Regions from separate parts of the Mus musculus genome. Here region 2 is linked to region 1. Evidence: chromatin loops called from intact Hi-C (ENCODE). Cell type or tissue: left cerebral cortex. All regions are shown on one strand. Each heading gives the region's core, and the rest is flanking DNA. Links, peaks and the distances in the headings are about the cores only. Region 1 has its middle 110 kb from the start of Gm33510. Region 2 has its middle 24 kb from the start of Ahi1.

The links. A loop is a pair of places that touch in the nucleus more often than their neighbours do. Peaks named below come from ENCODE experiments on the same cell type or tissue, not always from the same donor. Only the 100,000 strongest peaks of a DNase experiment are listed, where the experiment ranks them.
Region 2: a loop joins it to region 1, with 2.3 times the contacts of the local background. A loop is called at or near these places in 4 of 42 quality-filtered maps.

What each region holds. Positions count from the first base shown.
Region 1 is chr10:20,721,480-20,733,665 of GRCm38, reverse strand. It overlaps a transcript of Pde7b not described here. Among named protein-coding and RNA genes, the nearest start is that of Gm33510, 110 kb to the left of the region's middle. In left cerebral cortex, for the core only: a CTCF peak has its summit at 8,640; DNase peaks (open chromatin) are centred at 8,591, 8,989, 10,034, 10,511 and 2 more places; H3K4me3 peaks cover 2,920 bases; H3K27ac peaks cover 3,093 bases.
Region 2 is chr10:20,921,883-20,934,316 of GRCm38, reverse strand. No RefSeq gene overlaps it. Among named protein-coding and RNA genes, the nearest start is that of Ahi1, 24 kb to the left of the region's middle. In left cerebral cortex, for the core only: a CTCF peak has its summit at 6,192 (motif pointing right); a DNase peak (open chromatin) is centred at 6,229.

The sequences.
Region 1 (12,186 bases), core at 4,187-12,186:
TAATATGGAGATGGCTTCTTTTTTTAATGGGGAACAATTCTTTAATCCCAAACTTAGTATTTCAGTGAGAGAAAGGAAGAAAACGGGGCAGTGGAAGCCAGTGGTAGTAAGTATTGGGCTCTCATTCTAGCCCTAACACAGTTTCACATCACTAAGGAGCACCAAGCCTCCAACAGGCAGCCAGTGCCTTCTGGAAACTCTTTAGAGTCCTGCCGGGAAGTCTTGTATACCTTCCCACTGACCAGAGCAACCAAGGCATAATCTCTGCACCATATTCAAGGTCACAAACACAAGTGGCCCAGTGGTTCCCATGGTTGCTCCTCTGATATCCATCTTTTTATTTTAGTCTCTTGGGTACCCTGCCCCTGCCTCTCCATCTCTTGAGATAAGGTCTTCCCAAGTGATTCCTCATCCAGTGGTCTAGCCTTCCCTACATAGGTTCAAAAGGAGAAAATAGCCAAGAAAAGAATGCATAAGCCATTAATTTGAGTGTGCCTATTGCTCTTAGAGCAAGGTTAGACATTAAAACAGAGGACACAAATCAACAAACAAGTAAAGCATTAAGCAGGAAGGTAGCTCTTGGTCTTTATAAAACCATTGAGAATCCTTTCCTTTGCTTTTCCTTAATGGGAAAGCTTTGAGAGATTTTGTCTGAAATACAGCCTGCATCTTACACTGGTTGTCATACTGTTTGGACACCCTTCCACATCATGCCTCTTACTGGAACAGTAAGTTTTGTTTACTGTTTTCTTATTTAATAAGGAGAGCAAATGTTCGCAGGTGTTTTAACCAGCACAATGTGGTAAACAGGGATTTGACAAGCTAGTGATGTTCCAAGCCAGGATGCTCTGACTGCTTGGAACTCTGGGAATCCTGATCATTGCAATTTAGTTTTATAAAAATGACAAACTTGTTCTAGAAAATCCCCTTCCATTGCTGCACTCGCTGGTTCCGGGTTTAGAGCCCTTTGGGGATGAGATTTCAAGTCAGGATTTGTGGAAAAAATAGGTTTAGGATTTTACTTTCTTATTTCCTACAACAGTCTTAATGTCTGTGCCTTATGCTCACCACTCAGTCAACAACAAACAAACAAAATACCTTGTGATCCTAAATGCAGGGGTTTTCCATTGCACCTTTCTATAGAATGCCAGTTGCTTGCAATCTATAACCCTGGATGGAAAATGAATGGGGGAGGGGCAGAAAGGCGAGAGCAAGAGTCAAAAGAACGAGCACAATGCAGTTTCCCCCATAGAGTTTTTCTTTTTTTTTACTCTAAGCATCATTCACAGAAATTTGGTATCCATGGAGACAGATGCAATACATGCTGAGGTTACATATTATCATCAAACACAAAAGGCTATCTATTCCATCTGATGCTATGTTTAAGATGTGAGAACAGATTTTGAAAAAAGTATTGAATAATTAATTGAGTTCATGTCTTGTGTAGGGAGCAGGTGTGCAAGGAAGGGTAAGCCCAAACTATACAGCAAATGACACTGGATCGTTTATCTCCATGTAAGAGTGTCAATAATCCTTAGTATTCTAGCTATTTTAATATCACCTGTGAAAATGTTTCCATTGTGAATTTAAATGTTAACCCTGCCTGGGGTTAAAGGAAATATTGTCAAGTAGGAGATGAAAATTTCCTGTGGCCTTTATCATAAAGGATGATAAACAAGAAGGATGCCCAGAAAATCAATAAGAATATAGCAGCCTTTCAGGCTAGTGATCAACAAACGGGCAAAGCAGGAAAGTAAAATAAACAACTGAGAAAGAAGCGCTCGACAGTGTGTTGACTTTACCATCGCAAAGAGCGAAGAGTGCATTCAGAGGATGAGAGAGGAAGGAGCACATAAGAAACCATTCAAGGGAGATGGTGTGGTGTATAACCAGGAACCAGAAGCTCCTATGACTTCTGGGAGACTCCATGGAGACAATGCCCTTGGATGATCACACACAGCAGACACTGTACTCTAGCAGTGCCACTGATAGAAGAAAAGCAGACAGGTTCACTGATGGCAGCCCGAGAACCCAAGTCTACCTGTTTCTGTCTCCCTAGAGCTGGGATTACAAGTGTATATATCACCATGACTGGCTCTTTTTTATGGGTAATAGGAACGTGTGCTTTCAAGACACGCACTTTATTATGTGAACCATCTCCTGCCTCATTCGTGTCTCAGTTGTTCAATAAAGTATGTGATTTCTTCCCTTTGGGTTCCTGTAAGCTAGACTAGACTCCTAGTAGAGCTGAACCTCTGGAGTGATGCTTGATGTGTTTGTAGAATCTTCTTTCGGTCTCTGGACTAAAGTATCTGATGTTCACATCTATTCTCCACCAACATCATTTATTCATGAGTTCAGTCATTACACAGCTACGTATGGGTCGTCTGTTTAACGCAGAGTGCTGTGCCAAACGCTGAAAACACATTACAGAGAAAGCTATGGAGATCTAACCAATAGTCTTAAAACGTTTAATTCCAAATAATGATTTATGATTGAATACTTAAGAAGACAGCCTGAAAAATAATGACTTGTTTTTAATCAATAGAGTATTCCTAAAGAAAATGTGTGGGTTATCTTTTGTTCAGTGAAATTTAGTTTTCAATGCTCTCAGGGAGCTAGTTATTTTAATATATCTTGTATAGTCAACAATGAAGCTCTGATATATTTCTCCCTTTTCACTGATAGTTTCTTAGTGTTTACCAATTTTATAATGGCTCAAAAAAAATCAGTCATCTTTAAATGCCTGTCTTGAAAAGGACTAAAAATTACTTTCCAATTTTAAGTGTATAAAGACAATTTCCAGTAAAGAAACTTTTATATAATATTGGAAATGGTGTAATTAATCACTAGATTACCTAATAATTATATGTCTATGTTGAAAAAATAAATCCCTTATCAATATAAAAGTCAATCAATGAGTGAAACAAAATACAAACCTTGGAGAAATGCACTGTTATAATGACAAGAAATATATTAGCTATCCTGTCCAACACAAGTCTTTTTCTTTAAAAGACATGGTCTTATTGTGTAGCCCCAGCTGGCCTGGAACTCCTAAAGAGATGCCTACTGGATGCTAGTATTAGAGATGTGCTTCACCACACTTCTAGTTTCCTAAAGAAATGGGCTTTGGCAAACTTTTTGCCTTAGGATCTGTGTTCTGTGATGCATTAGTATGCCAGGGCTTTTGTAGCAAAATCCCCAAGACTATGTGTCTTGAACAATAGAAATTTATTTCTTAACAGTCTGAAAAACAAGATTTAATCATAGTTTCTCCTAAAGTCTATCTCCTTGGAGTACAGACGCCCCTTTCCTCTGTGTATCTTCACATGGTCTTACTACTGTGTGCATCTGTGTCCTTATCCTACTATGTGCTTCTGTGTCCTTATCCTACTATGTGCTTCTGTGTCCTTATCCTACTATGTACACCTGTGTCCTTATCCTACTATGTGCATCTGTGTCCTTATCCTACTATGTGCTTCTGTGTCCTTATCCTACTATGTGCATCTGTGTCCTTATCCTACTATGTGTGTCTGTGTTCTTATCCTTCAGGGTGTCTATGTCCTTACCTTACCTTATAATGACACCAGCCTTTGGACTAGAACCCACACCTGTTCCTACTTCACTGTTATTATCCATTCCTATCTCCATTTTCTACCCTTCTATCCAAATGATGTTGTGTTTGCCTCTAGAAGAAGCAAGATTCATCGTCACCTAAGTGCCAGCATCTTTGTAAGGACTGGCATCTCAGCAAGGATTGTTTCTGCATCTCTAGCACCCTTTGCTTCTACTGAAGCATCTTCTGCTCACCTCAAGCATGCTCTCTTCTTTACATCTGCTTGTGGTTCCTTCCGACTTTACATCAGATGTGACTCTACTGAAAAAGACACCACTCTTAAGACAAGAGTCTGGTGCTGGTTTCTTGTCACTGAGCCGTGGTCCCAGGATTTTCCCCATGGCATTGTCCACTACTTGGTAACAAAATTGCAAGTCTTCATTCACCCCAAGATTATATTGCTAATAAGAACACAGCAATTTCAAAGCCCTTCTTGGAAACCTTCAATAATCATGGTTCCTGGTGGTTAACAGTCAAACTCCATTTTTATCTTTTATCATTTCACTGGACTGCCATGTGGAGGCATAGCACATTTTTCCTTTCCTACATCTTATATTTCTATCATTCTGAACCTACCAGCCAGTCTCTGAACATAATCTGTGTCTTCCTGCTTAAGGACAAAGGGACCCTCACAGGTTGCACAGTTCTTCCCATGGGGGCATACTCTTTCTTTTCCCTGAATTTCTGTTGTTGTTGTTTTTTCCTTTCAGGGAACTTGTGGCCTCTTACTGCTATCATCAAGACATGTCTGTTAAACCTGGTGCCAAGGAGAGGACCTTCCCAGACAGAGATCAAATTCCCTCTGTCTGTACTCCCAAAGGCGTGCTGGGTATATACTACTGGATCCTTCTACAAATACATCCAAAAAAAAAAAAGTTTCATGAATGCATTTCACATCTGTAAACGATCTGAGAAATTCATCATCTTAGAGTACAGCAGGAGGAGAATTGTGTTTTTAAATATTTCAATGGAGAAAATACACAGCTGAATTATAACGGAAGGAAAGTGAGAGTGGTCATTTCTCTGAGTCACGGGCTATGGGCTATTTAAGAAAGGGATTAAGAAAGGAAATGAAAAGGCTAAAAATAAGGTCACTCCCTTTAGATTATTTTTACAAATGATAAATTGCAAAAGATGTGGTCATTTCAAATGCTGTACTCCAAAAATATTCTAAAGTGTGTGTTAAATAGTGGTGCCTGCAGAACAATCCTGTCATAGTTTAATTCCAGTGACCTTAACCTTTACATTACTGTGGTGTTGGGAGTCAGATAGAAACCAACATCGTCATTAGTATTGATGCAGATATACTGTTATATGGACCCTCACATTTCTCTCAGTTATAAGTGTCAGGGAGAAGAGAATGGATGGCCAAGTTTAGGAACCATGATCAGGTATGTTGAAATCATTAAGCTTTTCCAATTAAAATGTGACAGACAATGTAGATAGCCAGCATTGACGACCTAAGACAAAAATAGAGAACTGACTGACCACCGTAACTGACTACATGATCTTGCCTGGGGTGCCGTAGGAAGGTACCATGTACTCTCTGATTTACACAACATAAGCCAATAACCTCACAGCTCTGCAGACTGGAACTCAGTGGAAGGGGCCAATGGAGTTAGTGTCTGGAAGAAACTCCCAAACTGGCAGACAGCAGCCCCCATTCTACCCTCATGACAGAGAAGGTCAAGACAGAGGGACCTCCATCCTCTTAAAGGTACCCACAGATTTCTCAGCTTTGGGCCCCACTCTTAAAGCTCACTCAGCTTTGGTGGACTTCATAAAAGCTTCTCTATCTTCATTCTCCATCTTTCCTAGGATACCAGATTCACTTTTGTCAAAAATATAAATGAATCTCATTTCCAGGGCTAATTCTCCATTTTTATCCAGCTTTTACTTCACAAAGATGATCATTGAAATACTCCATTAGGCTTCCAAGACACCACCCTCTTCCAGCTTTTCTGGGATCTCCTGCTAGCTTCTTCTCATTCTTTTTTGCCGTTTGTTTGTTTTTGTTTTTGTTTTTGTTTTTGTTTTCTTTCTGATGACTTAACAACAGACTGCCCACATCTTTGTGCTATGAAATCATTCCATCTGCACTCTCATCAACTGCCATGGTTTGATGGATTAAACAATGGTGTACAAACCCACATAGCCCACGGTGCACTCTCAACGCCAGGCTTATCTAGTCAACTGCCTATCTGATACTTCCATGCAGATATCTCACAGGGAAAGATATCATATTAAATCCTTATCCTCACCTGAAAATCTGTACCCCCCACTCTTAATCAATATTAGCTCTGTTTTTCCACTTGATTGAAAAATTTTGAGAAACCATTACTTCCTCTTGGTAAACTCCTTATATGTCTAAACCAATACATTTCCCAATGGGTTGTCTTACCAACTTATTGTCTCTAAGATCACAATCTAACCCTAAGGCAACACTTCTAATCAATCCCACCAAAGCATCCTGGTGCATTATCACCACGATCTTTGACTTGTGTATTACAACAGTTTCTTTGTTAGACTCCTTTCTTCCATATTGACCTTAACATAGCTGCTGGAACGACCATGCTAAAATTAAACCATATCTCATTTAAAGACCCAAGTCAATTACAATAAATGTAATTTATTTAATTCTTACAGCAACTTAGAAAGCCCTCCAAGATCTGCTAGATCCATTGCCATCATCTGTAACTCACCATCCATTCCACTCCTCAAAGCCTTTGTGTTTGTGTCATCCTCTTGTCTGAATGCCATCTGACTTTTGTTCCTTTGTCAACCTTGAGTCTGAACTCTAATATTCCCTCACACTGAGTTCTTGCTAAGATACTTGATAGAGCACAAACCTTTATCTAACTTACTGTCTCCTTATGTTTTTTGACAATATATTACCATCCCATGTCTTATACAACCTCATACTCATTAAGAGGACTTATTTTCTTCACAAGAATCCAAGTTTCATGAAGACAAGACTCCTCATGCAGTCTTTCCTGTATTAGTGAATGGTGACTCTGTTTAAGCCAACCACCTGGGAGCTGTCATGATTCCCTTTCTGTATCTTAGGTCTTCAAGCTACAGAGAGAGAGAGAGAGAGAGAGAGGGGGGGGTATGCACGGCAGTCCTAGAACCTGGATATTTTACCTGCGCATGCGCACGGCTCTTACCCACGTACCCACGTTCAGGCTAAGATGATCTCTCGGCAGTGCAGTGGGACCCTACGCTTTTGCTCACGATCCACAGAAGTCTGTCTGCTATTGAAACCATCTGAGAGGACCGCCCTTCCTGGAAACAAGTTCTACTCTTCCTATTCAGGTCCTTGGCATTCCTCCACGAAGCCATTCCCTCAGTCTCTCTGTTCACTCTCATAAATCACCCATCTCCCTTTCCTAGTCTTTCAGTATGGAGGCATGGACCCGAAATGCACACGTGACCGGCTTCTTGCCCACATTCAGATTTCTACTCCAAGTCTCTTTATCAGAGAGCTTCTCCGACCATCACAGCCAAAATAGCAAAGTGTGAACTCCACGGACAATCACACACGCTGCTCTAGCTTCTGCCGCACTTTATTCTAAAGCCTTTCTTACAACCTGACATCACGTGTTTACTTATCTTTAGGTTGGTTTTGTTTGTTTGTTTTTAAATTTAAAATCTCACTTAGTAGCCCAGGGTGAGCTTGATCCTGCCTCAGCCTCCCAAGTCCTAGGATGACAAATGTGTTCTATCATACAGGATTTTAATTTATTTTTAATCACATCTCTTCACCCTCAAAATGTAAAGTCTGTGTAAGAAAAATACTCTATTTACTATTGCGTCCTCATTGCTAGGATTAGAGTCTTTAATTCCCAGGGTTTCCTAAGATCACGGGTGTAAATAAATAACTAGTTTCTCATTTATATATATATATATACAGAGAGAGAGAGAGAGAGAGAGAGAGAGACTTGGGACTTTCCAATGTTGTGTCTCTCTCAAACATTTTCTTTACCCTATCTAAGGAGACATTTGATTGCATAATCTGAGTCACATACTCCTGTTATAGGTCTGTCATTGCTGTGGGATTAACAGGACAGGACAGGAAACCTAAAAGAGAGAGGAGGAAAAGAAAAATAGGTTTTCCTTATAGAATCAGGGGTGGGAATGGAGTGGGGCGGACTCGGGGGAAGCAGAAACAACAGATGGGAACTGCAGAGATTTTCAAGAGTGGGAAGGAAAATACAGGGATTAGCTGGGGCCCCTGGCAGAGGGACCGTCCCTAAATAGCTGTACCTCAGTACACTCTGGGAGAGGAAGCAGTTAGCTCAGGCAAGCCTGCATGGATGCACTGTGTCTTGCCTCTTAAGTGACTTTTGTGGGGAGTGAGCAGGGATCGCCCTGTTTTAATAATCCTGAGAAGCTGAGGGAAGGAGGGAGAAGCCAGAGCCACGTGGATTTCCTTTTTCCCTGCACCTCCTAAGGTGCTCCAGCCCATTTGCACAGTTCTGTATAGGTTGCTCTAGGGATATGTTAACAATTAGTTTTCTAGTTAAAGATAAAAATCAGTAAGTCAGAAATAAGCAACAAGCTGTCACGTGGCACGTGCACATCAACTCACACACAGCAACATGGGAAGCTTGCTACCATCGCTTGGCTCAGCCTGTCTTGTCTTGTTTTTGTGTTTGTTTGTTTGTTTGTTTTTTTTATCATTTTCAAACACCTAACTCGACAGAATGAAAACTCTTAAACCATTGCTTCGGATTGTAGTAAAATGTTTCCTGGGTTCTCCCGAGAGTGGGGCACCTCAGCTAATCACAGGCGCGCACACACACTCTTCCCATAGTACAGTACTTTAAAATTAATAGCACATGCTGAGGAAAAACTAAACCCTTTGACGTCACTCTCGAAATGAGGAAACATAAACAGAAAAGGCTCCACTCCAGTAAGCTGCTGGCGCAGAAGCCGATTGGTCTCCGGTTTTCCCTGCCTGTGGCAACTGACAGGCTCAGCCAGCCTCCCAGGCCGGCTGCCTGCTCACCCAGCCAGTCGCTAGCTCTGGGCACTGCAGCAGGCTCGGCTCTGTCCCAGCGCTCGCTTGCTTGCTCGCTCGCTCGGCTGGGAGAAAAGTGGTGTCCTCGCCCAGAGAGCCTCTCTCTCCCTTCCTTCTTTCTCGAGCTCTCTGAGTCCTTTGGCGTTTCTTTCTTTCTTTCCTTTTTTTTTTTTTTTTAATATTTTCTTTTTCTTTCTATAAAACTTGCATAATTATACTGCTAATCCTGGATGAGGTTGCTGGATTCTGCAGCACAAATCTTCATGAACAAGCCGCACCGCTCAGAGATTTCACAGCATTCAAAGGTCACAGAACTGCCACTATGGTTAAATGTCTTGTTTAATGGTTGAGGTATGTACAACAAATTTAAGCGGCAAGTTCATTTTACTTGAGAGTTCCGAGTCGCAGGGAGACAGGCGCCAGGGTTTTTGTTTTTATTGAAAATGGACCCGGACCTATATATACGTATATATATGTATTTTTGTCTGTGATTGTTCCTACAGCAACCAGCTTTTGAATTTCCTTCCTTTTTCTAAGCAAACTGACTAAGCGTTGTGCCCTGAATTAACTCTTCGAGGGCAACAGGGTTTAGCAGGAGAGTGGGCATTCTCTGAACTTTGAGCCCTCGTAGAAACCCTCCACCCCACCCCACCCCCCACGTCTTTAAATGAGTGCAGTATTTCTTCTCCATTATAAATTTTAGAATTGGGTCATTTTTCAGTTCTGGTAGGACGGGGCAGGAAAATGTTGGTGAAGGGTTGTGAACCACTGGAGGAGAAAATCAGGTTGATTTGTTGATTTGCTTTCTCTTGGGTTTGTTGGTTGGTCGGGAGCAGACCTCAAAATGAGGAAAGTAGAGCTGACAACACAAGGGAACAGCTGGCAGTGAGAGAGAACAGAGGCGATGGGTAGAGGGCTGGGGGGGGGGGGTGAGAAAAATCTGCTTTATTATCTTGCTGCATTTTATAAAAAGTCTATTTTCAATCTCAAAGTTAACAGGAGAGATGTAGATTTGAGTTATGTGGGCAATGATGTAAGTCTTACTGTTTACAAAGGAAAAGAAAAGTTTATCATCACTGCAAGATTAAGTAATTATCTTTTCCTGAAGGGTTTGAAAGCAGAGTCAGATATTTAATTAGGGACTTAAGTGATGGAGTCTGGGGACTAATTAATCATCCAAAAATTCAGCTCTTCGTGTGCTCTGGCCAGAGAGCATTGCAAGAGAGGAAACAAGGCAGGCACATATACCCATGCACAGTAAACTGCCTAGCTCACTAGCTGCTGCAGAAGGCACAGCTGAACACAGAGCTAAGGGTTTCAGCCACGCATTATTCTGTGTCTAAGGGGACCTTGCTGGGAACCTTCCCTGTCTGACAGTCAATTTTTATAAAAGCAATTCAAATAGCACACAGTTACCATAGGCTTCCTTATCTGAGAGTTATGCAATAACAGATGAGACAGAATTATTCGAAACCATTCCCCCCTGCTCCACAGTTTCTAACTTGTTCTCCTTAAAGTTTCTATTCTCAACACTGAGAACTAGAAATCTGTGAAACTGGGTCAGTATCAGTAGCCCTGAGAACACAGGCATAAACGCTGCATTCTCAAGGGTTAACAGTTAACTGCCTAGTGTACCTAGCTAAGAACAGCGAAAATATTAGCTGGGAGTTGCAGAGGGTGTGCTGTGAATGGACAATTGCTTTTCCGCAGCGCCTGCTGGGGAACAAGGACTTTGTGTGTCATGAATGCACGACTGCAGCTCCTCCATTTCCTCTGCTTTATCTTTTATTACTGGCTGGGGTAACAAAGAGGTGCCAGTGGAGCTGTCTTGAGTGACATTTGCTCCAGTAAAATGAAGTCCCTTTTTATTGCCAGTAGGAGCTCAAAGTTAACTAGCAACAACTCCCAAATCCAGATTCTCCTGACAAGGCTTTCTACCTGACTCTGAGCTGTCTGATTTCAGAGGCTCCACTCATCTGAGCATGTGCCAACGTCAGGGAAGAGTGTTACAGCAAAATGGTTTGGAGAAACTATTTTTTGAATGAAGCTACTTAGGACAAGGATGGAAAAATCCAAGATGTGTCAGAGACAGGCATCAGTTTAAAGAAAACAATGGCACCAGGACACCTTTTTAACACTGTCCACTGTGTTTGGCACAAAGCCACCCATTGTTGAAACTGAACAAAAACCCTAGCTAAAATGTTTGCCGAGAATTTGCCAAGCATACCTTGTAAGTGACCTAAAATAACTTTAAACCTGGAATTTTTAACTGTTTTGAGAAATGATTTTTGGTGTTAAATTCCAGATGAAAATGTAATCTAGAAGCTGTCAATGATCAAGACGAGGGCATCCCGATGTCAGATGGTGTTGTTCTCAGCCAAAAGAAGGGTGTAACACGCAAAACTAAACTGGTCAAGCTGCATCCAAGTGGGAATGTATCACCTGGAAACACCTCTGTCCAGTAACCATTCTTCCAGGGTCTAATTTGCTGTTTGCCAACAAGGGAAGCAGCTTGTTGACTCACGTGGCATAGTGTTAGAAGGAATTTATTAGGCAAGAAGCCAATCCAGCTCACGTCTACAAGTCCTTCATTACATTAAAGACAACTGTCACATTTAAGCATCAGAGAGGATTTGTGAACATCTAGTTAAGAGCTGTTTGATGTAGTTTATCTCACAATCCAGAGGTTCCATACAACGTAGGAAGGAGCACTCCAACTACATGAACCGTCCCAAGAATTCACCATGCTGCAGTTCACATAGATCAGTGGGGTCTTGAGTCAGGTAGAAGTGTTTCTTAGCAGGTACAGCTCCCTGAGAAAACAAAATGTTGGCATTTGAAGATTTACCTGGTCCCTCACACTGTAGTGAAGCCATTCCCATAATTGCTCCGTGATGGTAGCGCCCTCATTTCCTTAACATTTGCACTCCAGGAGCACAGCTTTCTCCCACAGGAGTGTCCTGGACGCTCAGCACCTTCACTCATGACATGGTGCCTACTCGGTTCCTTAGTAGACTTGAAAGTGCTTGATATTGAGATGTGAGGAGAAGAAAGAAAAGAAACTGTAGGGACCCAAAGTGACTAATGTCTATATACCAGGCATGTTTAGAAATTTAGCAAGAAGAAAATGTGTCAGTGTTCTAATGTTAAGTCAAAGCATTTAAATTCCCACCCCAAGGATTATTTAACCATTTGAACAGGTTAGCTTTTAATTAAGAGAGTGAACAGAAGAGAGTAGCGGATAGGACCCTCTGGTCCAGGACTCACACCCTCATTTAGGCAGCATCCAGCTGGTCGACACCAAGCCACTCAGTCACCCTTGACTCTAGTGTTTTCATCTGTACTACAAACTGTTGCATTAGATTATTTCTAACATTCCTTTAGGACAAACATTTTTATAGTGTTTTTACTTTCAGCCAGAGGCTTGCTGTTATTTGTAAATGTGAAAAGTGATAAACTTTTATTCAAAAAAAAATATCACAAATGATCCACTGCTGCTGTTCATGCTTCCAGCGTGTCAAACAAACCTGAAGAAAACACAAAGACA
Region 2 (12,434 bases), core at 2,979-10,978, 200 kb before region 1:
GTGTGTGTGTGTGTAACAAATGCTGTTTTATAGTGGTGGTCACTGTAGAACACAATTGTATCTTATAATTTTTACTTGCTATAGAAGATAGGGATTTATGTGTGTGAATAAGACAAAAATGAGCCTGACAGAGTCACCATTAAACGTCTTCCAGAACCTTCTGGTGTTGAATTTTAATTATACTCTTGAACAATTCAGAATTGTTGCATTTTGTTTTTCAAATGCACAGAACAGAAAACATACTGAAATATGAAAGTACTAACTAAGCCTTTAAAATATTTTTACAAGCTACATGATGATAATTAAATGAGAAATATCAACATTTAGGTTTTGTACTTCAAATGACACAGCTATGGATGAAGAAAGCCACTGGCTACAGCTGTCCATGAAGACATCTTGCTCAAATAATCTATGATCTAACTTTCAGATTATCCTCACACAATTTTAATATATTTATTTCTTAAGTATTTTGCTCTCTAAGACGTTTTTGGCCCAGACATTATAAAGACCACATTTAATAAGTTAAAAGATAATTTGCACAACAAAATATTTGTTCTTGAGCTGCACACAAAGCAAGTGAGAGGTAAGTTATGATATTGCATGATGAACGTTTCTTCACATGAGGACCTGACTCTGTGGTTGTTTTCCCACAGATAGTCTTAGTATGATTATGGTTTGAAAGATGACTTTCCATTTTTAGTGAAAGTACAGCTTAGTGAAAATTATGTCAATATAATAATATTATTAATGATAACAAATCAATAATCTCTGTCTCTTTCTCTCTCTGCCCTTCTCCCCATCTTATTCTAGAAATTGAACCTGTAGTTTCCCGCGTGCTAGGAAAGCACTCTGCCACTGCGTTTACCCCCCCAACCTCTTTGCTTTCGTTTGAGAGAGGGTCTTGCTGAGCAGCCTGTGCCAGCCTTCACTCACTCTGCAGTCCTGACAGGATGGCAAGCTGAATTCCTCTTTCTTAGCTTCTCCAGCGTTTGGAATGACAGGACAGGTCTGCACCACATGACCAAGTGGTGATGATTCTCTATAATGGAGGCATATATCAAGAAGTTCGGATGTCAGCTACGACTTATCCAGTAAAATTAATTACTTAACAGGGATGGGTTGTTATCAGAAACAATATGAGAAAAAATATTTTTAAGCTTACATAAAGAGTCATAACACTGAAGTGGATCAAAGAATCTCTTATTAGGAAATGTAAGTCGTAACAATTGACATTTAGTGAATCTTTATGCTTAATATTTTGCTAAGTATTTTATTGTCTTTATTTCATTTAATTTACAAAAGAGCCCTTTGAAAGATACGTACTTGGGCTGGCCAGATGGATCAGCAGGTAAAGGCATTTGCTGCCAAATATGATCACCTGAATTTGGTCCTTGAGACCCACATGATGGAAGGAGAGAGCTAACTCCAGCTAGCTGTCCTCTGATCTCCACGTACATTCCATTTATGATGGTTTGTATATGCCTGGCCCAGGGAGTGGCACTATTTGGAGTTGTGGCCTTCTTGGTGTGGGTGTGGGCTTGTTAAAGTAAGTGTGCCACTGTGGGCATGGGCATTAAGACCCTACTCCTAGCTGCCTGGAAGTCAATACTCTGCTAGAAGCCTTCAGATGAAGATGTAGAACTCTCAGCTCTTCCCACACCATGCCTGCCTGGATGCTGCCATGTTCCTGCCTTGGTGATAATGGACTGAACCTCTGACCTGTAAGCCAGCCTCAGATGTTGTCCTTATAAGAGTTGCCTTGGTCATGGTGTCTGTTTGCAGCAATAAAACCATAACTAAGACACCATGACATGCTTCTACACATTCACATTCAGACAAACATACTCACAAACAAATATGCCTGAATAAAATAAAATATATTAAATACATATTTTAATTAGCTTTATTTTAATGTTGCTGGTGCTTTGTGGAAAGCTATGTTCCTAAGGAGCATAACTTTTTTTGATCCAAAAGCTTTTTTTTCATATTAATGAAGCTCGTTCTTTTACAATTTACACATGTGTATAATGAACTCTGATCATTCTCTCTTCCTGCTGTCTTAGATCCACCCTCTATCAAGTCTCCTCCTTGCTTCCAGTCTTTCTTCAGTCTGTGACTTTTGGTTTTATTCTGTGACCCCTTTTATATAACCAGTGATCTGTGTGATCATCAGATTGGACTATCCATTGGAGCCTCAGTGGACATGAGAGGAGACCAGTGGTCACACAGTCAAGACAACACCTCACCAGTAACAATTCTGGGCAACACTGCTGTAGCAGTATCTTGGTCATGTGCCTTTTTATATGAATATCTCTTGTCTTGAAAACTTGTCAAGAGAAAAAAACATCTCTCTTTAGTTTTCATTGCCTTGGGCCCAGTAGAAGTGGACATTTATTTAGTACTTATATTTCATTAAAATGTAGCATTCCAATTTAAAGGAATACATTTAAACATTTTTCAGGTTAAATAAGGATAGTTTATGATTAAATCATCTCATTGTTTCTTAATGTGTTTATGATATATCAGATGTCTTTTTACTGCCAGTTTTCATCAAGCTAAGTCATTTGCCATTGATATAAACAAAATTACTCATAAATTCTTTGGAATGGTTTGACTGTCCCTCAAACCATTCCAAATGTGGAAACATTCATTCAGCAAATGTTTACTGAGCATTTATTAACTGCCAGGTGCTACTGCAGCAGCTGAAGATGCGGGGGCGAATAACATAGAAGCAGTGGTTTTTGTTCCTGTGAAGGTAGATTCTAGCACCAATAAATAATAGAGGCAATGCAGAAAATAAGTCAAGAGAGAGATCATGGATGCAGGAGAGTCTGTACTTCAACGTATGGAGTTGGGGAGGCTACATCATTAAGTGAAAGGTTAGCAAAGATGGAAGAGTGGGACGACCATGATCTTGGCCAGCCTAAACCGGGTGGAAAGCGTGGGTTAGCTGGAACACAGTGGCACAGCTCATTCCTTTTAAAGTTATCTGAAACAAAGGCAGGGCTTCCCTGAGCCTCGCCATTCCAGACTTGATAGATGATTATGAGACAAGTAATTCCCAGTAAAAACCATGTGCTTGAATTTGACACCAAAGTTCCTTTCAAAACATTTTAGGATAATTTCAAACCCCTCTCCTCTTGTCACTTAGGTGACTAGTTGAGATATAAATTCTTCTGAGACGTTCTTTTCTCTTTTGTTTTGGGGAGGGGTGGGTGAACCCAGGTTATTGCATGTGCTATGGGATCTGTAAGGAATGAGATGTAAACAACATAAGGAAACTATACCATGGGTGAATGTAACCATGGAAATCAAGCCTAGAGTGTGTGCGTTTGTATGATAAAATTGAAGTAAGGTAAATAAATGCCCAATGAAGTAATGTGTGAACGCCTTAGCTATGATTGGCTAAGTGTAGCTTAAATATCCCAGTCTGGCCACCGCAACTCACTCGCTCCCAAGTCCACCAACCAGGACACCCATCGGTGAACAAGCCCTCATCGTGGACTGAGCTCCAGCTGAACCCGAATGCAGAAGGACACGTCGAGAACCTCACCTGACATGCCACCATCAAGCCAGGCTAACAACATCGGGCCAGACCATCTGAGGCTCCCTCCCGCCTCTGTCCTCAATCCCGATTCGCTGACAGAATCACTCTGCCATTGAGATAATAATGCAGATTTTCCATATGTTCATTTGAGACAGGGTCTCACAGGCATGTGTGAGGTTCGTGCAGTAACTAAAGAAGGCCTTGAAGCTGTGATCCTCCTGCTTCAGCATCCAAAGCAGATTGGATTTCAGGTCTGTTCTACTAGGCAAAGTTTTTTTATCTTGTTTTTATGTTTCTGTGCCACCCTGGCATCTTCTGCCACAGACACCCATCAGCACGCTCCATGTATGTGAGGACTATTGATAGCCTTCCTAGTCATGACCAATGACCAGCTCTTATAGAAAGACAACTCTAGCTTACTCTATTTTGCCATCTAAGACTTTTACACGGGAGTCATATGCTTGGCTGACATTCACAGAACACTTTGCCTAGTAGAACAGGCCTGGAAAAAAAGAAAAGAAAAGAAAAGAAAAGAAAAGAAAAGAAAAGAAAAGAAAAGAAAAGAAAAGAAAAGAAAAGAAAAAAAATATCACCTCACTGTGGAAGCTGCAGTGTGTCTGGTGCATCACACAGGATACCTGTTTGCCCAGACAGCTTTACTTGTGAATCGCAAGGAATCATTGGTGTGGCTCTGGGCCTCTGGCTTCTGCTACAACTATCAACTACTTAAATTGTTGAATTAATCAAACATGGGGCTTCTGGGCTAGTTATTGTCTACCATTCCACTCCCCATGCAAATCCTTTCTCTCTGCTCCAAGAGGCTCTCTGCTCCACTGTGGTCGTCACCTTTCCAGATTTCCTTCCCCTTTGTCTATTGGGTGAGCCAGCTGGGGTCATGGCGCAGCCTGGAAAGGCAGGAGAGAGAGAGAGAGAGTGGTGTTGTGGAATCCATCTTTCCCAACTTGTGCACAGTTCCAGCAACGGCTGTGTTCCTCAACAGCTGGAGCTTATCCTGGGTCATCCTCTCACTGGTGCTCGGCCTTAGCAGCAGTCTCTTCATTTGCTCTTCATGGTCCATGGACTGGTAGTGGAGTCTTTCTCGCCAAGCTCTGTGTTCTGTGATCTTCACCTATCCTGTTGGTAAACCTAAATCTCTCATTAAATTTCAAAGAAATAGGAGGCCCTTTTTTTCTTTCCCTTTCTTCCTTCCTTCCTTTTTCTTTCTTTCTCTCTCTCTCTCTCACTCTCTCTCTCTTTCTTTCTCTCTTCCTCTTTCTTTCTTTCTTTCTTTCTTTCTTTCTTTCTTTCTTTCTTTCCTTCCTTCCTTCCTTCCTTCCTTCCTTTCTTTCTTTCTTTCATTCTTTCTGTTTTTGAGTATGCCATCTTTTAATTCTGACCCAGACAGCTATTTTCAAAAGAGATGAAGCACAGATTATTGGCTTTAATAAAGCCACTTTAAAGCTTTTATACGAAGATACTTACTGAAGCATCACAGTTAACAGCAAGCTGAAAACAACTTATATACAAATGTCACATCAAAATGATAAACCATTTTCATCTCCAAAGTGAGACATAGAAAGAGTAGAAAACATGGGACTAGAAGAAACAATCTCAACATGAGACACACCTTTATTGCAACCATGTAAAATTGCAAGTGTATTTGGATGAGGGTTAGACCAAATATGGAGATAATTGTGTTTGGGTATAGATTGCCTGATTTTTTAAAAAAATTAAAAGTTAATTTAAGTAAAATTTAACTCTTTAAGTGCTTCATTATCATCAGTATTATGATATAAGTATTGCGCTTAATATATATCAAGATAAATGCTCCAAGCAATGGAGAAAAAATAGTAAATATTAATATTCTTCCTCTTACATGCTTAATTATAAACCCAGACATAACTGACCTGGCTTTCAAGTTGAGCTACAAGCTTTGTATTCTGGAAATATTATTTTATGGCTAATCTTTGATAATAATCAAAGCATATGCTCTTAAAGCTAGCTTTAGAATGAACTGTAAGTAAAGGAGAGTGTGTTAGCTTGTATTCAGCTTTATTCGATGCCTTGGCTCTGAGCTTTGCAATGGGCATTCGGTAGCCTCTAGTTTTATGTGCTTGTTTTTCAGAATATCCAAGTTTCATATTTTAGTTAATATGTTCAAAGTCATAAAGTCATGTTAGCGTTCAAGGAGACAAACTAAGAGGAAAAAAATTGTTTAGCAGAGCCTTAGGTTGATTTTAGATTCTAGATTTTAGATTAGTAAAAAGAAAGTTAATGCCTCTGATGACTAAGGAAGTGCTTTTGTGATGTGCACGCTCTTCTGTAGCATTCTGAAAATGGTGTTCCAGAACACACGAACATAGTGACATTCAGTGAAACACAGCGACAGAAATCCAAGCAATGATGCCAACGCTACCACAGCTTAGATATGGTTGCTGGACATTTCCATTCAGTCCACTTTTAGGTTTTCTCCTTGTCCAATAGGAAAGCACTCAGATTCATTTTTTGCAAGAATAGACATTCCTAAGTTGAGATGGGAGTTTGGCTCTTAGGCAGACACTACCACTGAATCCCCATATCACAAAGAAAACCTGTCGGAACTCTATTCCTGAAATGCTTTATTATGGACTGCTAGCAAATTACCCCACAAGAGGTCACCAAAGCTCTAGTCTTTTGTGCGTGCTTTTCTGAATTTTGTCCTTCCTTCCATCCAACTGAGACAGATAATACGTGTCTTGGTTCTTGTTTTCTTTTGGTTTTTGTGAGACAGGGTCTTGTCTTGTAGCCCAAGCTGTCTTCAAATTCAGAGCAGTCCTGATGTTCCCGTTCTTCCAAGTGCTGAGAGTGTAGGCATGAGACTCCATGCCAAACTTTGTTTTCTACCTCAGAGAAGCGATGGAGAATCCTGGTTTATTTTGGACCAAATCAGCTTATAGAAGACTGTAGCTCTCTAGGCCAAGTCTATACCATGGGTTTCAGAGAAGTTCTTATTACAGCGTACTGTTTTTATATTTTATTTTGGGGATTTTAATTACAACATCTCACCTCTCCCTTCCCTCTAAAGCCTCCCATTCCTCTCCCTGCATCCCTTCAATGTCTCTTTGTTCACTAATTGCTATTGCATGCATATAAATACATGTACATATACATATAATCTTAACATCCTTGCCTAGTAAGATTGCAGGTGCATGTCCTGCCAGCAAGTGTCACAGTGACATCTTCCTTATGGTCTCATTTGTGGGGGCAGAGGCTGCAGGTGGAGACTTTTCTGACACCATACCTCCAGTCTCTAAATAAGAATCATTAATTTAAAATACTGTGATGTAAACATATATACAAAGAAAGGTTGTATTGTTGTGAGTTGAGGATTTAAACAACCTTATAATCTGTTTCATAGGAATGGCATTAAAAAATTAAAAATATTTGGGCTGGAAGGATAAAATATCTATAAAAATGTCAACACTGTGAATTCAGAGGCTGTTAAGCAGGATGATTTCTAAGGTTCCTTCTAGCTGGGAGATGCAAGGATTCTATTTAAATTCTCATGGTTTTGAGCTGTAGAACATTCATTTTCATTTCAGTGAGGTCTCTTTAGGTGGGGTCTTTTGTGTTTTGAATAGTTGTCTTATTCAAAACACTACAGTTTGAAATTAAAAGTTGCTCCATTTAAGATTTATTTTCTGGGGCTGGTGAGATGGCTCAGTGGGTAAGAGCACCCAACTACTCTTCCAAAGGTCCGGAGTTCAAATCCCAGCAACCACATGGTGGCTCACAACCATCCGTAATGAGATATGATGCCCTCTTCTTGAGTGTCTGAAGACAGCTACAGTCTACTTACATATAATAAATAATAAATAAATCTTAAAAAAAGATTTATTTTCTGTAGTTACCAAGATTTTGCGTTATGCTTTTAACAATAGTTATCCATTTTTTAAAATCTCTAACATCTTTTTTGATGAACATAAAGTTCAAAAATGCAAGCATAATTATGTCCCCTATTTCTTTCTGGAGAAAGAAATCATTTTAAAAGCCATGATCATAAACTATAATGCCCAAATGAATACTAAAATTCATTTCTATTTGACTTTGGTCATCTCTCAGTGGGAAAAAAAAAAGGAAAGAGGAAATAGGCTAGCCAGGAAAGTGGGGCATGAGGTGCCTCTAGTGCAGTAGTTCTCAACCTATGAGCTGCAACCCCAACAGGGGTTACACATCAGATATCCTGTATATCAGATGTTTGCATTACAATTCATAAGGGCAGTAAAATTACAGTTATGAAGCAACAACGAAAACAACTTTATGGTTGGGGGGGTCACCTCAATATGTGGAACTGTGTTAAAGGGTCGCAGCATTAGGAGAGTTGAGAAACACTGCCAAAGTGGATCAGAAGGTAAATCGCATATCCAGAATTTGAAGGAATCGAAATAAGCCATTTTAATGCCACTATAATCTGCTCTACCATCCTGGGCTAGTTTAGCTGAGGAAGCACACTGGCTATCTTCAGTTTTCTCATACTAAGCCCTGTGTGGGCACATCCAGAGGACATTTCGAGTACCCCTGGGCTACAAATAACACATCATAGGTCATCAGCTTCTAACCAGGTTTAGGAGGGTATGAGGACTGCATTCATGTCTCTCTCACTTACTTTTGGCCGGCACTGAATTCTGTCCTCAAGACTGAGGTTTGTCTTGCTCTTATGCTAAGCTCACTGAACATCTGAGGGAAAGAAGGAGCAAGAATCCAGACAAGCAACGCTGAGGCCTGCTTGTGTTCTCTTGGGGTTTCATAATTCAGACATCTGATTGCATCTTACAGTTGATGGCATTGCACAGACAGTGTCTGAGTGGCAGTCTTAAGTAATTTGATCTGTGTGAGTGCAGACCTGCTCAGAGCTCTTGATACCATCAAAACAACACTTGTTTTATGAATTGTAGTAAATGTTCTCTCTTTTTTTTGCCATCAAAACACATTTAAACATCACAGTATAATTCAACATTAGAATTAAAAGTCATCAGGCTAAAACCAGTGAAGTGGGGAGTATTATTATGTCAGCAAGACAGACACTTATCGTGGGGATGATAACCCACATTTCCTATTTTCTTTCGAATTAGTGAACAGTTTTATGAATCCTTGGAAAATAAAATACAGATTGGATAAGTTGTGTGGGATGCTGTGAATGAGATATATGTAAAAGAATTATTCCTCCCTCTGTTGCAACACATGAGACCTTTGGCCAGAAACATCAGCATCTTTTAAGGATTTGGTGGGAATAGGATCACAGGCTGCACATCACGCTTTCAAAACCAAAACCTGTACTTTATTAAGGCGCAGGGGTGATTCACAGCATGTGGCCCACAAGCAAATGATCCACAATTGTATGATCTACATGCATGTGGTCCATAACATATGATCCATAGCATGTGGTTCACAGCATATGATTCACAGTATATGATGCATAATCATGTGATCCACAACATATAATCCATAGAATGTTATCTACAACCATATGATCCATAATCATGTAATCCACGGTATGTGATCCACAGCATGTGATTCACTGCATGTGATCCACAGTATATGATCCGATTTGCAGTATGTGATCCACGAGCATATGATTCGCAGCCATGTGATCCATATCATGTGATCGGTAACCATGTGATCCATAGCATGTGATCCATAAGCAAATGATCCACAATCATATGATCTATAAGCATGTGATCCACAACATATGATCCGATTTACAATATGCGATCCACAAGCATATGACTCACAGTCATGTGATCCACATCATGTGATCTATAAAAATGTGTTCCATAGTATGTGATCTACAAGCTCCTAACAGCCTGAGAGAATGTCCTACAGTGACAGTGTCTTGATGAAAAAACAAATTGATACTAGTTAAGTAAGAAGTGCTAACAGGACCTCAGGCTCTTGCGTGTGTTACATAATTATACTAAAACAACTCCTTTTTATGTATTAAATGACAGTTCCAAGTAATATGACTCAATTACAATTTTGTCGGACTCTTCTTTTTAAACCCCTCAGTGTTTAGTAAACTAACTGCGTGGTTTGTGGATTCTGTTGTCTCAGACTTGAGGGAAAGCAGTATTGCGCAGTGTACTAAGTGTTACAGTAACAAGATGTGTGCCTCTCACACTGGGGAAGGTTTGCTATTTTAAGCAAATGTTAGCAGATGAGGATGGACTGGAGGAAGGTATGATACAGGGAAAGAGCACTCTAGAAAGGTCGAGTCACTTTCGATGACAAAAACATCAAGTCTGCTTGTCAAGAAATGGTGGCTGGAAGTCAAGTAATTATTTTCCGGGGGTGGATGGGGTGGGAAGACATGTTTTGTTGTGTTGTAGCGATGATGAGAAGAAAGCACCTCTAAAACTCTAGGAGGATTTGATGCCCACAGTTCTCTCCTTCCAGTGGGAGAACTGAGCTTGGGATCAATGTTTTGTAGAATTAGATTCTTGGATTGTGTGAATGAGGCCAGCTTCCACTTGAAGAATGAAAGCCTTTTAAGCATTTTATTATTGCCCAAAACTATGCTTGAATTCCACACACAGAAATTTCAAGTTCCCTGCATGGAGAGATGCCTGAGCGCGTGTATGCTTCTCTCTCCGTCTCTTTCTTTCTCTGTCTTGGTCTCTCTCTTTCTCTTTGTCTCTCTGTCTCTGTGTTTCTATGTCTGGGTCTCTGTGTCTGTCTGTCTGTCTCTGTTATTTTAAATAAGCTACACAGTCTATGGTCACACCACGGTACTATTGTATATCTTATTCATAGCAATAAGCTTAGCTTGAGAGGAGTTGTAAGTGATAGGTGGTCAGCCAAGGACAGGAACTTCAACACGAAGAATGTCTCAAACTAGACAAAACAAAACATTGTCCAACACATTTCCTTGCTGAACAAAGCCAGTATCCTGGGCAGGCATGATGGAGAAATGGAGGATGTATCTCCACAATTACTTTGTAAGTTCTTCAACTCATCAACACCTTTGGTAGCTTGTAACTCTCTCATTCTAGCATAAGAGACCACTTTTCTGGCACCATGTGGCTATAAAAGACAGATTCTCAACATTCACACTCAATCACAGGGCAGGTAATTTCCAGGGAAGGACCAAGGTGGTACTACTCCTGGCTTACAAATGCTGGCAGGGCTTGTGAGGTCTACTTATCTTGTCTGGTAACCCAATGGCTTGCTAATGGTATAGAAAATCAGCAGATCCTTGTTTGAGCTGCGATGGACAACTCAAGTGGTAAGAGCTAGGGAGTCAGAAACCCAGGGTGAGTTCCACTCCTTTTCCACTTTTAGAACAGGTCCGTGAGTTCACAGAACCTTGCACCCCAAGCTTGTGGCCAGAAACTATGAAACATGATGGTGGTAAAGTAGAATATTCATGCTTCTGGTTTGGTTCTCATTATCCTGATTTTGCTTTGAGAAACACACCTCCATTCCCAGTCTATGTATTTCAAGTAAAATGCAGTCCAGAGCATGCAGCCTATTTATGCAATGCTGACATTTACATTTCTAATTATCACTCAAAGGGTGGAAGGATTAAAAATAATAGTCATGATGGGAAACTACATAGAACTTAAAGTGTCGAACAATAAGGTGTTACTATACATAGCGTGTTCACGCCACATATGTCTGCTTTGCTCTACAAGGGCAGAGTGAGATGACTGCAAGTGACCATACATCCTGCAAAGCCTGAAGTACCTCTTTCTTGGCTCTGTATGGGAAAGCTTTGTGAAGCCATGTTCTAGACCATCACTGAGCCCATCACTGCAGTGAACAGTCCGTGTCTTACTCAAGATGAGGTGCCTGAATCTTCTTTGAGCTATTGGAAGAATGACTGTCTCTTCCGAGTTGGCCCTTAAGAAGAAGGGAAGGGCCCAATCAAGTTTGTCTCACACCTTCCCAAATCTGGAATCTTCAGCTCTCTGATTATCAGAATGGCTAAAATTGGCTTTTGCTACTTACAGGCAAAGACATTTAACAGATAAAGTCTACTGTATGTGTGGGGAGAGAGGATTAGGTAATTTCCAAGATCCTGATGTATCCTGGAAACAGTAACTTCCTGGCAGAAGAAGGGAAGTCAGTCTCAGCTGTCATCTTCTGTAGGACCTGAGAACATACTGTTCTGGGGAGAAAGCCTTCAAGCTGGCAATACAGGGAAGGCTGGCGCTGCTCAAGAACCCATTTCACAGGACATCTTAGCCTTTCAGAAACAGCAGCCTTAGGCAACTTCGGGACTAGAGATCTTTGTACTAGAATTATTCATACAACATCCAACTTATCTCTTGTAGACCCTTAATTCCATGCACAGAGCAACAACACTACTGTATCTTTAATTCCAATGAAGTGGATGAGGTTGTGCACAGAGGAAACAAACACCTCATTTATAATGAAGGAAGGACTAGGTGGGTGCTTTGGGTTTTCAGAATATTAGCTATTATGAAATATAGGCTCATTACAAAGTAAGAACATACATACATATACCATTTTCATCATTAAATAAGTAGAAATTACTTTTTTCTATTAACTAATCCTTCTTCTTGTCAATTAAACAGCACTGGTTCCTTCTGCCCAGTATCTCAAGGGAAAGACATGGCACAACAGCAAATAGAAATAAAAGAAATCAAAACAATCCTCCAAAAACTGTTGAAAAATTCAGATAAAACCTTCCAACATTAGAACAGTGGAGAATCACTTGGTACAGATAAAGCCAAAATAGCATGGGTGGCTGCTTTTACCTTATGGTGAGATTGTCTCCAGGTTATACATATTTAAAAGAATGAGAGAAAGAAGGAAGAGAGAGGATGGGGTGGCATTGTAAATGGTGGGTTTCAGAAAGAGAGAGAGAGAGAGAAACAGAGACAGA